Regions from separate parts of the Homo sapiens genome. Here regions 1 and 2 are each linked to region 3. Evidence: chromatin loops called from intact Hi-C (ENCODE). Cell type or tissue: Calu3. All regions are shown on one strand. Each heading gives the region's core, and the rest is flanking DNA. Links, peaks and the distances in the headings are about the cores only.

The links. Peaks named below come from ENCODE experiments on the same cell type or tissue, not always from the same donor. Only the 100,000 strongest peaks of a DNase experiment are listed, where the experiment ranks them.
Region 1: a loop joins it to region 3, with 4 times the contacts of the local background. A loop is called at or near these places in 2 of 110 quality-filtered maps.
Region 2: a loop joins it to region 3, with 9 times the contacts of the local background. A loop is called at or near these places in 7 of 110 quality-filtered maps.

The regions. Positions count from the first base shown.
Region 1 is chr5:116,441,221-116,443,720 of GRCh38, forward strand. SEMA6A (semaphorin 6A) reads right to left here. Exons shown (of 19, transcript NM_020796.5): 19 at 2,335-2,500. Among named protein-coding and RNA genes, the nearest start is that of SEMA6A-AS1, 5.0 kb to the right of the region's middle. In Calu3, for the core only: no CTCF peak of the experiment used is centred there; DNase peaks (open chromatin) are centred at 164 and 1,031.
Region 2 is chr5:116,142,194-116,144,693 of GRCh38, forward strand. The region is part of intron 5 of COMMD10 (COMM domain containing 10); the gene reads left to right. Among named protein-coding and RNA genes, the nearest start is that of COMMD10, 58 kb to the left of the region's middle. In Calu3, for the core only: no CTCF peak of the experiment used is centred there; no DNase peak of the experiment used is centred there.
Region 3 is chr5:116,486,868-116,497,586 of GRCh38, forward strand. It overlaps SEMA6A (semaphorin 6A), which reads right to left. Exons shown (of 19, transcript NM_020796.5): 4 at 10,460-10,520; 5 at 9,384-9,446; 6 at 8,546-8,647; 7 at 4,873-4,963; 8 at 2,021-2,140; 9 at 1,241-1,329; 10 at 1-99. Among named protein-coding and RNA genes, the nearest start is that of SEMA6A-AS1, 45 kb to the left of the region's middle. RefSeq lists an enhancer at 1,127-2,326. In Calu3, for the core only: no CTCF peak of the experiment used is centred there; a DNase peak (open chromatin) is centred at 5,314.

The sequences.
Region 1 (2,500 bases), core at 1-2,500, 50 kb before region 3:
TGGAGAAACAGTCTAAAAACCTTGTAACAATCAAGCTAGCAAGCAAACACAATTAAAAATCAGGGTTGTCTGAGGCAGTTTTCGTGTCTGAGCAGGGACATCCGGGGGGCCCCAGCTAAAATACTGGCTGCACCTGTTCAGCCTCTTTCACCTCTTCAGCAGCCCAGAACAAAGCTGACTGCAGCAAAAGCCACCAGATCAAGTATCAGGTTGCACTGCAGGGACTTTATACCTCAAGCCCATGTGATCCAAGCTTTTTTCCAACCCCATGCCTTGACCCAAATGAGGGGATCTAGGAAGCCCAGCTTGTGAAGGGTGGGTGTGTATGAAGGGCTTCCTGTGAGAAAGGATGACTGAGAAAGATGCAGATGCTGTCTAGATGGGTGAGCAGGATCAAGTCTTTCTAGCTAGTATTGCTCTACTGATCTGAATGAATTGGGGAAAGAGACCATGAATTTGTCTTCAGAATAGCTGCTCTACCACTAGTTTTGGAGCATGAGCAAATCCTTTCACTCAGTGGACCTCAACTTCCCCCAGTTTTTTGTTTTTTTGTTTTTTTTTGAGATGGAGTCTGCTCTGTTGCCAGGCTGGAGTGCAGTGGCACGATCTTGGCTCACTGCAGCCTCCGCCTGCAGGGTTCAAGTGAGTCCCCTGCCTCAGTCTCCTGAGTAGCTGGGACTCCAGGCACACGCTACCACGCCTGGCTAAATTTTGCCTTTTAGTAGAGGCGGGGTTTCACCATGTTGGCCAGGATGGTCTCGATCTCCTGACCTCGTGATCCGCCCACCTCGGCCTCGCAAAGCTTCCCCCATTTTTAAAATGAAAGGGTCATACTAGAGGTTGGCCATTCTGTCAGTTCTAGATAAGACATTTGGGTATAACCGGGCAGGGCTAACCTGTCAATTACATACAGTGGAAGTTCTTTCTGGCAAAAAGGACTCAGCTCTGTGACTGTTCCTTTTTGCATCTGAAATTGGATGTGCGGTTTTCACTTGTGTTGCTCTCACCCACTTGGCATGCCATCTGGCACACTGCCCAGCTGGCCTGCAGTCCCTCTCTAGGCCAATTCACTTCCCACATTATGGCCAGGTAGCTTTCCCAAGCACAAACGGTGTCTGTTGTTTTATTTACTCCAAAGCAAGGGAGCACTCCACTGCTTCAGCTAAATTCCTAGCATATGGGAACCAGGTCCCTCCTGGCCTGTCTCCAACCACCCTTTCCCAGACTTGCCCTGCCAAGCTCTCACAGATCCTGCACAAGGCCTGCTGAACCTTTTGTTTCCCAAAGAGCACACTTGGTGCCTTTGCAAAGGATGTCCCCTCTGCCTGAGCTAGTTGTTCAGAAAACTTGTTCTTTAAGAACCAGCACAAATATTGTTACCCTAACCTCTAGGGAGCTTCATCAGTACTTTGTTCGTACCTCCAAATGGCAACTACAAGGGCCATGTCGGTCTCTCTTTGCAAATGAGGAGGTAGAAACTATATTCTAGTCAACTTTGTGCCAGGCGCTATGGATGTAATTCAAGAAACACAATTGGAGATGGCAATCTAAAGGTTACTGGGCCACTATAGGTATGAACTGAGGCCTCAACCTGCAGCTTCCCACACTCAACTGACTTAAAGCATCAAAAAAAAAAAAAAAAAATTTCAGAGGGTCAAAAGTAAAATACTGTAGCTGAAGACTTATTTAAATAATTGTTTTAAAAACACCCCTAGAGGAAAACCTGACCTAGGCATTTCATAATGCTCTTTTGCAAAAGAAATAATGCTCTTTTTGCAAAATAATGCTCTTTTTGCCAAAGAAAAATCAAAGGCTGTGTCCCAATATACCTCCAATATACCCTCTGTGTTACAAAAGATAAATGCTAACAAGGAGTAAAATCCAGCCCCCTCCACCTTATTAATATGTAAGAAGACTGAAGTCACATCTGTGCAAGGATCTATTTTTAGTGGACCCTACATACTAAAATCCTAGCCTTGATCTCTTAAACTATCAAGCCTACCATAAATGTTTGATGATGAACAAGCCCATAAAAAGAAAATGCATAAAATGAATAGAAGGAGCCAATGCATGCTCTGCTTTTTAATTACCGGTGGCTTCTGCTAAAATCCTGCTCCAGGCTGGGTTTGAGCAGAGAAACACGTCAATAATTTGGGTGGGGGTGGCTGGGTGTGGACACTGCAAACAAATACATCAAACTATACCGTTATGTATGCTTTGGAAGCCAGATACAAATGGAGGAAAGAGTAGCATCATACCCACAAAGGGTGGGGAGGAGAGCAGCTTAAAAAGGAAAAATTAAGAGATAAATAAAAGCATTCAGGACACAAAAGATAATATAGAACAGTCAGGTTTTATTACTTTTAAGTAATAAAGAGCCTTTTCCTTGCTTTTCTTTTTTCCCTTTTTTTCTTTTCTTTTTTCTTTTCTTACAACATACATTAAGTCGTGAATCAGATGTTAGGGGATGTGGAGATGGAAGGAAAATTGGTGACATCAC
Region 2 (2,500 bases), core at 1-2,500, 350 kb before region 3:
TGCTGTAACAAATCATTTTTTATATCATTTCAAACTCATCATTAATATATTCTAAATGACTGCATTATGTTATGGCTATGACAGACATATTAGGATTTCTTAATAATTCTTACCCTGTCAAATACTGGGTTTGTTTCTAGTATTTTCCTGTTACATTGTAATAAACATCTTTGTGAATATATACTTAGATGCTCAGTAAACCTTTATGCATTATGAATGAATTAGAGAAGCCTTCTTAGGATTTAGGGTTATTCCTCAAGAGGATGATTACTAGGTGAAAGGGTATAAACCAAAATAAAACAAAACATCTTATTTAGTTTGATAAATGGCTTTCTGAAATCATTTTGGGGAATATACACAGAAACGCAAACGTTGCATTCAGAAGATTTCTTAGCTTCTAGAGAAAGATATAACACTATTTCAAAAATAGGTTCTTTAATAACTAGGTAATTAATTACTTTGGATTTTAGGAGGCCAGTAAAAAGCCCAGATATTTTTGTAATATTATAGCGCCCCCTCTTTTAAACTTTTGTATTACTTTAGTGCACAAATTAAACAAGCTTTTGTTATGTGTATTTTGTTTTATTATAGAACATGTAGAAGGAATCTGATCAAATACTCAAGCAGTTAGAGAAAATAGAAATAACTCTTATGTGTTAGATAATTGCCAAGATACTTTGAAAACAAAGCCTGCTTCTTTGGAATCAAATTTATTTAAATATTTTTAAGGCTTTGTGACTCTGGTTTCCTGATTCTTTGTTTTGTATCCTTTTTCATTGTGATCAATTTCTCAATGAAATTATCCTTCAAGGTTTTACGTTTTCTAAATAACAGCAATACAGAAATGTTTTCCCTCAATTTAATGTGTGTTTTTGGTTTTTTTTTTTTTTTTTGGTTTTGTGGTCAACATGACTTTTTAAAAGACAATATTATGTAGTCAGGTATATTGATACAAATCATATGTATATAATTTCTGCATAACGCAATGCAAACTTCCTCCATATATGTGGGTGTGTGTGTAAGATTTTTTCATATTTCAGGCTGTCAAGTGGAAAGTCTACATTTATCCATAATAAGATTTTATAAGCTAACAAAAATACTGTTTCAGATGCTACTTACCTTTGAAGAGTGAAAATACACAATATTAATACACCATTAGAGGTTAGTATTTATGTGGAGAAAATGATAATAGAGACTTGGAGGAGAAAATCTCTGTTAAAAATACTCCAAACATTTTAGGCAATTTAGAATTAAAATATTGTTTTACTAAAATTCTTTTAAAAATTTTGTGGGATTCCATAGTAAAGAAACAAATACTGTCTTCACTTGTCTTTTCTAGCTTCTGAATCGTGTAGTCTCTGAAACCCAGAGGCAGTTGATAAATACAGAATTTTTAAAACAGAATATGTTTAGAAGTACCTTTAAATTTCATTAGATACCTTTTCATGTATTAGAAATGACAGTAATGTAAATGAATAATATAAATATTTTGACATAAAAGTATTAACAATGAATTAGACATCTGGACAAGTAAAATGCTCAATTCAATAAAGTAAATATGCACTAACTTTTTAAACATCTTGAATTCAGTTCCAGAAATAGTTTTTAAGCATTTACTACATGTGAGTTACTAGGCAAGGTATTCGTGATATAGGCAGGTTTTATTTTCTGTCATGGAGCTTATGGGCTAGCAGGAAATACATATGTTAAGCCAGTAAATATAAGTTTGATGACTAGTACAAAGGAGGAAGTACATGGAAACCAATAGCAAGGAATTAGAAACTGTGACAGGCAGAGAAGTTTTCAGATGGAGGAAAAAGCACCTGAAAGACGACAGGTTTATTTTTTGAGCATTTCAAATATGGAGGTACCTGAGATATCCAGGTGGAGATTGTCAGGTTTGTAGTCTGAGACATGGGAGCAAATTGTAAACTAGAAATTGAGGTTTGGAAATCATTGAGTTTATAATTTCAGTCATGAGAATGGAAGAGATCACTTAGAGGATATATTAGAACTAACATTTAAATGACAAGTAGAATTGAAGGAGCTTATGACAGTGATTGGGAAGGAACAGCCAAATACCAAAGGAAGAGAGCATTTCTTAGGGGTGAATCATGTCACATGTTGCTACTAAGTAAAGTTAGAGGGAAGCAGGGTCAGAGAGAGAAGATAATAATTCTCACAGCCATGAAGTAGGTGCTAGTATTTTCCTATTAACTAGATGAAGAAACCCAGACTCAGTGGTTAAGTATCTTTCTCTAAATTGGATACTAGAAAGTGATGGTGCTATAATTTGAACCCAGGTCTGTCTGACTCCATAGTCTGAGCTTATAATCACTACATAGTGTTAAAAAATGAATTTAGTGACATGGAGATCATTGGTGATCAGTTTGTGGGACAGGAGAAGGAAATATTTCAAGATGGAGGGCAGTATTGGATGCTATTTGAGAGGTCAGAAAAGAGAAGAATGGACATGTGACTGTTGGATTTTGTAAAATGG
Region 3 (10,719 bases), core at 4,165-6,664:
CAAGCGCGCCTTCAGGAACGACGTCCACTGTTTCTCCAGGACTCTTTGAGATCCTCCCATATCATTCTTACAAACCTGAGCCACTCTTGGGAAAACTACCTGCAGAGGAAAAACACATAGGGAAAATTAAATGCATTCATTTTGCAAGGAGATCTTAGTAGAATCTGCATTCCTTGAAAACAGAAACAAAACAACAAGGTGCTTAATACTGTTTCTAAAATCAGTAACAAAAAAAAAAAAGAAAGAAAAGAAAAAAAGAGGAAAACTCAGCATTAGAGTAGCATGTTTTAAAAGATAAGGCTGTGGCATTTAATACAGAGTCATAAATCCTTCAGGGAATCAGCTCCGAGCCACATAAAGTCATTTCCATACAGACTGCTTAGCTTTTTATTTCCTCAAACAAAAGCACACTTTGTATGCACAATCTCTGCCATCCTCACTAGCTGCCTCTGGGCCCTGAATCTGTGCAAGCCACCCTGGCATTCTATGTTACCCTCCAACTTAGGGACCTTGATCTACTCTCTGGTAAAAAGAACTAAAATGGACATCCCCTAAGTGTTGTATATTGCTTTTTGCAATAAAGACAAAAATCAAAACTCAATTTGATTAAAGATACTGCATAGTTACAGTCTCTGTGGAGCAACTCAATTAAGAAAAAAAAAACAAAACTGTTGAGTATACCTGGAAACCACATCTCAAGACACTTGAATCTCGGGCCAGGTGCGGAGGCTCATGTCTGTAATCCCAGCATTTTGGGAGGCTGCAGCAGGTGAAATTACTTGAGGTCAGGAGTTCGAGACCACCCTGCCAACATGGCGAAACCCTGTCTCTACTAAAAATAAAAAAATTAGCTGGGCACGGTGGCGCATGCCTGTAATCCCAGCTACTCGGGAGGCTGAGGCAGGAGAATCACTTGAACCCGGGAGGTAGAGGTTGCAGAGAGCCGAGATTGTACCACTGCACTCCAGCCTGGGCAACTGAGTAAGACTCCGTCTCAAAAAGAAAAAAAAGATACTTGAATCTCAGCATGAAACCAACCAAACATAAATTTTCCATAGAAATACTTAAGAAATTTCCTGCGATTTCGTTACTGTTCTGAAACAGCAGATAGGGCCTCCAGACCGCACTCTGTTATTAGATTTATGGCTCTCATTTCAAGATCATTTATAACAACATTTGACCAAAGGTGTGGGTTTCTGAAAATGTTACAAACTGAGCCAAGGACAGCATCCCCTCTTACCTTTCCCATGGTGTTATACTCCACTGCTATTTCCCTGAAGAAGAAGTAGATATAATCTCCGTAATCCACGGCTTGAACAAAGTATGGTTCTGTAGACAAACAGGCACTTTAATTGGGAACATGTCAAACAGAGTTAACAGAATTTCAATCAAGTGTAGCCAAAGACATGTTATTAATTAAAAGTGTAGCACCATTAGACATTTGGTTAACACTAACCATTTCAAATGACTTCACACATGCAAGTGCTGGTGATTTCACAAGGCATTCACACTTACACATTATCTCTTTCAGAAGCTTTGCAATCAACAATGAAGAAATATGGAATTTTGCATATCTCTGTAATTTTATTTTCCACAATGGAATGCCCCTATTACAGAGAAGATTTTGTATACATTGCCTTGTCACCCTGACTCATACAGGGTTGTGAATAGCTTTTCTCCTCTTCTCCACCACCTCCAAGCCCCTGTCCCCTTCCATGAATACATTGTTCAGTTCTTTTCATGCAGAACTCAGAAATGAGAGCTTGAAGCAAGAAAACATGAATGTAATGTATTCTATTGTTGTGGCATTGGTAGTTTTGTTAATACTCCAGAAACTCAGGGGAAGGAAAAAAGGGAGGTAAATAAATCAGTTGAAGCCAAAGATGCAATTTACATGTTTCTGTCTGTCAGAAGCCATTACTCAAATGAAGATACAGTCTGGTCCCTCCAGACTCTAAATCTCCCACAAGATGTGTATTCCCCTCCCCTCCGACCCTCCTTCTTTTAATTGTTTGTTCACCTTTCAACCATTTTGAATCGTGCTTGACGGTCCGCAGGGTAGGGCTTTCTCCAAGACTCCGGTAAATGACTGCGTCAATGGCAAGGAAGTCAGTCACTGTGGCTGAGTATAGTTTTCCATCTTAGAAGAAAAAGAAAAGAGGTGAACAGGGTGGGAGCAAGTCAGTGGGGGTGGAGGAATAATAAAGACATCCCCTAGATTGCTTTCCAACATCAGGCAAATGAGATAGCACAACTGGGAAAAATCCAAGAGTCGCTGGGAAAACTCTTGGCCCACATTCCTAACCATTTTAAATTGGGATCATGAGAGATGAAACATTTTTCATTTTAAAATTGCATGGCAATTTTTTTTAAGCGGCAGCAGCAGCAGCAGCTCAGGGAACAGGGTAGATGAAAGATGTCTGCTTCACTTGATTAGCTGGACCTTGACTGAAACCTCAAGGCCAAGGATCCTTGGACACTACTACTGCCACCACACCATGGTAAACTGGATTAGGTGAGAGCCCAGGGAAAGATAGATGCTGATTGTGTCCCCAGAAATTTTAGGCACATGCATAAGTAAAGAAGTCCTCAGCCTGATCAGGTGAGAGAAGTTGAAGAGAGAGGGTTCATAAGCAAAAACGGGCTGACTAAATTGCTACTGTCCTGAGAGTAACAGCTCCTCTTGACCTCAGGCTTGACAGTTCACTAAACCCTCGCAATCTGGTTTCAATAACAGGTATTTGCTTCCGCATCTCCAAAGTCACAAACTAAAAACATTCCGAAACACAGCTTGGCTAAAGCCAAGAAGAAAGGGGAAGGGGTTACGCTGAGTTCAAATAGGTCTTTCTTTAGTAATTCATGCTTTGGGGGAGATACGATTGAGGGTAGATCCCAGGCATAAGAGAATAAAGCAGACTGAAGATTAGTCTCTAGACCTTTTTGGTTCCTTCCTGGCTCAGCAAACACTCTGCCAACAAATAATCAAAAGGGGTGTTCTAGAATAGCAAAATCTATGTTGATTACATGGAAACAAGAATTATATTCAAAATAAAAAAATTACTTCCGTGATTCACTTTTAGTGGATTGCAGATATTCATTAGTTGTATGTCAAAGTGACTTACATACAACATAGTACTGTTCAAGCTCTTTTATATGTAGTGTAAACATAATGGTTTATTGTTTTGTTTGTTTTAAAAAAACTCATATCCAAATATATTTAAACAAAGATCTCGATGTCTGTCTTTGGTCTTAAAATAATTAAAATTTGTCCAGGTTCAATTTAGAGATGTCTTAATATCTGCAATATTAACAGCTATATATCAATAAGTTTTGGTAGATTTAAACTGCAGAGAGCAAACCTTTAAATTGGCCCAAAAAATATCTACGAATCATAACTTTTCTTATGGATTTTGAGCCCCAGGTCATAAAGACATTCTTTATATAAGACTATAGAATATGTATTCTATATTCCTATAGCCCCGCCTTGGCCTCCTACAGTGCTGGGATTACAGGTGAGAGCTACCACTCCTGGCCCTACAGTTAAATTTAAATTCTCCCCTGCAGCCCACATTCTCCAAGGCCCCAACTAATGCAGGTTCCAAGTGTCAGTGAGGACCTCCAGCAGTAGTCATGTACTTGGGAGTATGCTCAAGTACTCTTTCCACTAGCCTTGCTCATACCTTACAAATAGGTCTACAAGACTTTGTATTCTTGACGGAACTGCTTCTCAGTAATCCTGTGCTCTCATTTAGGGGGAGAACCCGAGGAACCTGCCCTTCTTAACTTGACAATCTATCACTGCAGATCCAGGCCCACAAATGAATGACACTGAGGGAGAGGTTCAGGAAGCCAGGAACTAATCTTGTTTCATAATCAAAGCCCTAGGGTCCCTCATCCAGCTAGTATGTGCCAGTTTTTAGCTGTTGTGATGGAAATTATAGCTAACTGCTTTATTACAAGCTATAAGAATCACTATTATACCAACACTTCTCTTACACCCACCTCCACATACACAGCTGGTAATGAATTCCTAAATAAATTTCTAATTAAAGCACACAAACTCATACACAAAAATCCCACTACATCTGAAAATGATGGTCTGTTTGCTATTTCTTTATATCTTTTGCAGTGGAAAGAAGGAGTAGTGTTGGGGAGTAGAGGTCAGCCTAAGCAATTAGCACCCTCCCCTCACCCACCATAGTCTTTTGGTCAGAGATGGGTGTGTAACCTAATCAGGTCAATGATATTTGAGAAGATGTTTGTTGGAAGCTTGGGGGTATGTGGCCTCATTGCTCTGAGAGAGCTTCCAGAGGCTTCCTTTTGTTTCTTTCCCTTTCTTTTCTATATGTGGACAGGAAGACATGTAGCCCTAATTGGGGCTGGCAGTCATCCTCTGACTGTGAGAACCACCAGTCTCATCATGAGGTCGACATAGAGCATGGGAATGAAAAGGAGCTGCCTCCCGGATGACACTGTTGAGTTGTTGAACCTAGCCAATCCCAAAGTCCATCCTACCTTAAACAATAAAGGCACATCAGTAGGGGATTTTAAATTTAATTTTTTTTTTTTACATTGGTGGTTTGAGGTGGGATTTTCTATTATTTGAGCCCAAACATTCCCTAACTGATCCATCACATGTTCAGCGCTATGCTGTTATCCTTTCCTGAAGGCACAAACACATGGGTAAGTGAAGCAAAGACTTGCAAAAGTACAATTTTCATACTAATTTCAAACAGAAAGGCATTCTTAATTACAGTATTCACCAGAGAATCAAAGCACAACTGTGACTCCACGAATCCTCTAGAGCAGATTCACAGTGACAGGATGAAACAAGCAAAAGCAAGTGCAACGAGGAGAAATCAGGTCGCTTACCTGCAAACAGTGCAACGTTGGCATGTTTGGCATCATATGGGCATCTGGCCATTCCGCTGAATTCATCCCCGAATGGTTCCAATGTATCCATCTAAATGAAATAATCAGACTTAATTACAAACAACAACCTTTTCTTTTGCCCTAAACCCTCAGAAATAATTTCCAGGATGTGACAGGCCTTTTGTAATCTGTAATCACTTTGAGATGGACCCTGTTGAAGCCACTTTTAAACTGTAGTTGAGAATCACATAAAATAGCTGTGTTAAAAACATATTTTTAGGGGAAAGATGGTCAAATCAGACATTCTTTCAAGCAGTGTACTCTTCCACCCAGCACATTTTTTTATGAAAGTCCTTTTCAGATATTTTATACCAACCAAGAGCTTTTTGTTGAACTCTGACAGACTCTGTGGTCTGTGGGTCTGGCATGTATTCAAAAATGATGCTTAGCACACAGTGATGCAACGGAAATGCCCTTATCCTAAGCTGTGCACGCTCTAATCCTAGCAAGGAGGAAACAATAGACAAGGGGTATATGGTTTTCTTTATAATGTAACTAACCTAAAAAAAAAAAAAAAGTGGCTATACCTATAGCTGGTCAAAGGCAAGAAGTAGTGAAGTACAAATGTTTCGGTTTGTGAGGTTGGAAAGGTCCAGAGGCAAAAGCCATGGTGACTTCCTCTTTCCAAGAAGTGAAAACTAACCCTTGAAGCAGTCATCAAATCTTAGACTTCACAGCAGCAGCTCCTGGGAAGTTAAACAGCTATCAGGTACAGATAATTATACAAAGACCCAGCCTGATTTTTGCAGAAGTTCAAAAGGTTTAGAGAATAGGAGGAAAAAGGCAGGGAGTGCACTTTTAGATTTATAGTGGGTAGCCTTCAAAGCTCTCCCCTAGATAATCTTGATAATCTAATTTGGGGCTATAACCTTTCTAACACATTCAGCTTACTTGTGTTATAAAAATTAATATAGATCAGGGCATGGTAGAGAGGCAGATACTGAAAATTTGTCACTCTCTTGCTTCATGTCACTCTAATCAACTTGATGCTTGTGTGCTATGATAAGACTTGGGTTTTTCACTGGAAGACTGGTCATTGTTTTCACTTTGAACCTTTGTCCTGATCTGTTGATAAAAAGCACTTAAGACAGAAGCTGTCGTTTTCCCTGCAGCCAAATACATTATGTCCCATATCATCAGCAATGTCACACTGTCCCCTGAGTCTAAAAATACACTTTTCTGAGCAATGCCAAGGGTTCTTACTACCATTCACAGCGCTAGGCATATTGTTGGGAACTGAGCATGAGCAACATCCCATCTGTGGCTTCTGAGAGGCCTGGGCTACTGGAGCATGTCTCAGCAGGTGTGGCAAGAACAAGCAAGAGGTGACGGCATTATTATAAGTGTAGAATCATGGGAAATGGAACATGTACAGGAAGAATAAGCCAGACCATTCATGGCCTGTATATTACTGTGCCAAGAAAACCTGTACTTTGTCATAAAAGATAGCTTTCCATCTAGGGAATTCCTTGGGATTTGTTAGAAGCATTAATCTTAATGAGTCCTAAACAATGACAAACAGGGATGGAATATTAAGTGGTAAATTAAAGTTGAAACCTTATCTGTATGCTGTCACTAGCTAGAGTAAATGCTGGGCTAGACTGGCTACCTCTATTATAAACTGATGAATCTTGTCTTTATACTTAAAAACTTGATCTTTGGTTTATGACAGACCTGTATGTATTAATTAATTTTGATTTTTAAAAAATATTGCATTAAAAATCTAACATCTTAATTACGGAATTTTTTGGTGAACCCTTCTATTTTGTGCCTGAGCCACATGCCTCACTTGCTCCACCCTAATCCTGGCCCTGTTGGTGCCCATTTCCAAGTGTAAGATGGAAGATAAGTATGAGGGTCAAACAGACCCTCCCTTCACTGTACATGCCAAAAAAAGACAGGGGGTTTTTCTGGTGAGCTTGTTGGTGCGGATTCCAGCCTATCATTGCTTTTCTCATTCTTCCCACTCCTAGGGTTTCACTTTATGATGATGAAACCCAAATCTATATTTCTCTCCACATCTGTCTCTAAACCAAAGCTTACTGATCCATCTTCTTGCTAGATAGCTCTATTCATGTCCTATAGGCAGTGCCGTTCACAGTGCTTGGCATTCTCATACTGTGCAAAATGGAGCCCATACCTTCACACTCCCCCAACCCCCAACCCCAATCTCACAACTCTTCCTTTATTTCCTGTCTGAATTGGTGGCAGCCCCATCCATCTACTCGCCAAGAGATGGCCTAGCAGTCATTCTTGACTCACCTCTCTCTCTCTTTATCCTGTGCTTATCTATTATTAAATCCTACCGGTTTGGTTTTATCTATTCTCTTCCCTTCATCCCTGGGGCTATCTACATCTCCAGTTTTTTCTGTTAACACTTGTCATTTCACAGTCACACAATTCAGAATCAAATGAGATTTCTCAAGCTCAATAGGCCATTTCTTACTCCATGCCTTTGTTCATGCTGTTCCCTGCTAACTGGAATGCTTTTCTTCCTTCATTTGGCTAACTTCTCCTTACCCTTTAAGACAAAGGTTAGGCATTGCCTCATTCAGTGCTTTACAAAAATTAATTAAACGCCTGTTTGGGAGGCACTATGTTAGGTTCTGGAGAATCACAGATGTGATCCCTGCCCTTGTAGAGCCTGTGTTTCTTAAGGGCGGTGGTATTTGTGTTCCCGATGTGGGAACAACAGGTAGGAAAGTTTGAAGACACGGGGTCATCCTCTGAAGCTTTCCCAGACTCCTCACCTCATGCATGGCAGGAACTTTTGTGTTGTGCTTCCATAATCCATTGCATGATGTCACCATGGCAGCAACCCCATGAAATTGTTGTTTTCTTCTCCCTGCCTGGCTTCCCTAAGGGTTGAGGCCTCCTGTCTGTCTTTACAACCTCAGCGATGGGCCACAGTAGAAACACAGTACATGTTTCCTGAGACAAAGGCTGGCAGAAAGATGTACAAGGAAGGCTAACAGTGGTGCAGCCAAGACCTCAGATCACTGCCACCTCTGCTTCCAGGCCTGGCGAGGTCCCTGCTCCTTCATCAGCACCTCTGTTAGCTGCATCAAAACCAGCTAGATTTACTAACTCTTTAAGAGGGCTTTTTCCAGCCCTTGCATAAAGCCAAAGTAAGCAAGGCCGTGGTCAAGAAAGCTGAGTGCTCAATGGAATTAAATTCCTGTGTTCTTGTAGGAAAGTCTACGGTTTCAAATGCCGTGCTTTTGAGATACCTTTTAGAATAGAAATCACTCACCATATAAGTGTGCTTTTGTGCTCAGAGGTTAGATAGTGGGGTGGGAGGGAGAAAAAAAATAGAGGAAATCCACATGGTGTACGTGGTAAGTATGTCAGTCTTCTGAACAATAGAGAAAAGGGTCTTACAGAAACTAACTTTGCTAGGCAGGCTCTTTAAAGATGTGTCAATCAATCCTGAACAAACAGGAAGCTTAGAAGCCTGCTTAGGATCACTCATGTGGAGCAATACATTAAGTTGAACAAGTGAGAGGAACTCAGGTGGTGTTGAATTACCCCTCTTAGGTTGCTGCAGGTACAATCACAGTAAATTATGAAATGCCTCCTGGCAGTGTGGTTCCAACCGACAAATAGCATTTACCTTATAGTTTCTGCAGGAAGGGTTGAAGGCATTAGTTCCACAGACAAACAATGCATCATCGTTTTTCTTTAGAAGAACTTTAATAAAGTTGTGGCACTCATCCTGAAAAATAATTCAAACTGTTTTGTATCATGTCCATTCAGTACAGAAACTGATTCTTCACTGTATGCCATGGTTGGCTGACAGTAAGGTTAAAGTGGAGGTGGCTGAGGACTTCTCCCATTAAAAGTTCAAGTTCTTCCTGATGTTAACCACAAGATGATGCCGACATCAACGATTACTCTTTCAACGTAAATAAAAACAAAGCATAGAATGGAAGATTGTGTGTTTATTTTATGTCACAAAAGGAAGGCAAGCCTGGAAATGCCAACCTCCCATCATATTAATTTTAATGCCAGATGCTCCAGCGTTCCCTGATGTACAAAGCTGCTGGTTGAAGTGTGTTTTTATGTTGTTATATGACCACAGGCACAAAACCCTGCATGTCTGCGGCAGCCTTTTATGAGCTCTTCCACAGACTCCCTGTGGGCCTTGGACTGCGGAGGTGGGCATCGGCGTACACTCAGAAGACAAGACTCTGGGCAGCCGGCTTTGTGTCCATAATCCTGTGTGCGCCTAAGTAGTTCATGATGCAGGCCTAGCAGCTGTTGTAATGTTTCATCACATTAAAAGCAAACTATTTTTGCAAATTAAAGCCTTCAGTAAGTTGATGAAAAAAGCAATTACTGAGGGAAAAAGGAAAAAGCACAATCCATTCTACATCACGGTCTATGGCTGGAGATAACAGTCAAAAACTTAACCCAAAGTGGCAGCTGCAGGAGAAATGAAAATTGCCTACCTTATGTTTTCCCTTCATTCTGCATGTGTCTACATCGGCCTGTCTAGATTTCCATGTCAGTTTCTGCAGGGATCAAGAAAGAAATCAATTAGAGCCCAGAGGTTGTTGCGTTTGATTTTAGAAGTAAGAGTTCCCTTGGGGAGACTAAAGGCTGAACATATATTTATTGAAAGCTTTCTGCACCCTTTCTCCATGATTAATTCACCGTAACAACAAAAGATTCCAGATGAAAACGTCCGTTTAATTTTGAACTCCTATCTATTCATTAAACCACAAAATGGTCTTCTTCTGTTTGAGATAAAGATGAAGGAGAAAAGAAAGAAGAATAAACAAGAGTGTGGAAATTTTTCATAAACTATCCAAATTAATTTGCCAAATTATGCTCATTTGGATAAAATATATGTCCTTGCCCTTTCCTTTCAGTTGATAAATCAATTTTTATAAAGAAGGCTTTTTTCTTAAAATACAGAAGTCATTTTCTTAAACATAAAGAGGACATTCACTCTAGGTGGACAAAGATTTAATTCAGGTTATACTCCTTCACATAGATTAATGGACTGAAGGGATCTTCTACTCCTATGGCACAGGTTTTATTAACTAAAATATCCCCATGTGGAGTTATGAGGAAAGCTTAGGTTATACTTTATGTCTGTCTGAAATGGGTAACGATCAAGTTCCTGAACCACAGCAGTCAAATCAAACTTAATACTGCAAGACATGGAAATATAACATTGAAACCTTTGTAGAATACATTTGTGGAACAAAATTTTACTTATGAAAACTGATGTTTTCCTGGATAAATGAGGCAATATTTTTATAAAAGAAATGTAGAAATTATGTAAAACTTCAAAATGTATATGTACACATATATTTGATGAATAAAATATGAAGTACATAACTGTTTCTGAACATGTATCAAATCCTAACCTATTCCCTAATTAGGATTTCACAAAATGCATGTTGGCATCTCTAAATTATGATTAGCTACATCATCTTAATGCACTTAAAATACATATTCTGTTCAAGAACTATCCAAAGGTCCTTCATTTTACAAATATAGTTTTAAAACAACTTACTTTGCTACAATAAATTTCTTCCGTGTGTGATGTGTCTATATCAACAGTATAAATATGGTCCCTATAGGCAAAGAAAAATTAATACAAGGTCAAACACAGAGTCAAAACAGTTCATTTTCTGCTTAATGAGTTATGTCTTATCAGGGCAGATAAGCCCATATCCATGTTCATGATATCCACATGCAAGAAGAAAAGAGCGCAGCCTTCAAGAGATGTCTCCGGATCCCATTTAGCACCTTCTGATAAATCATGGCATTGTG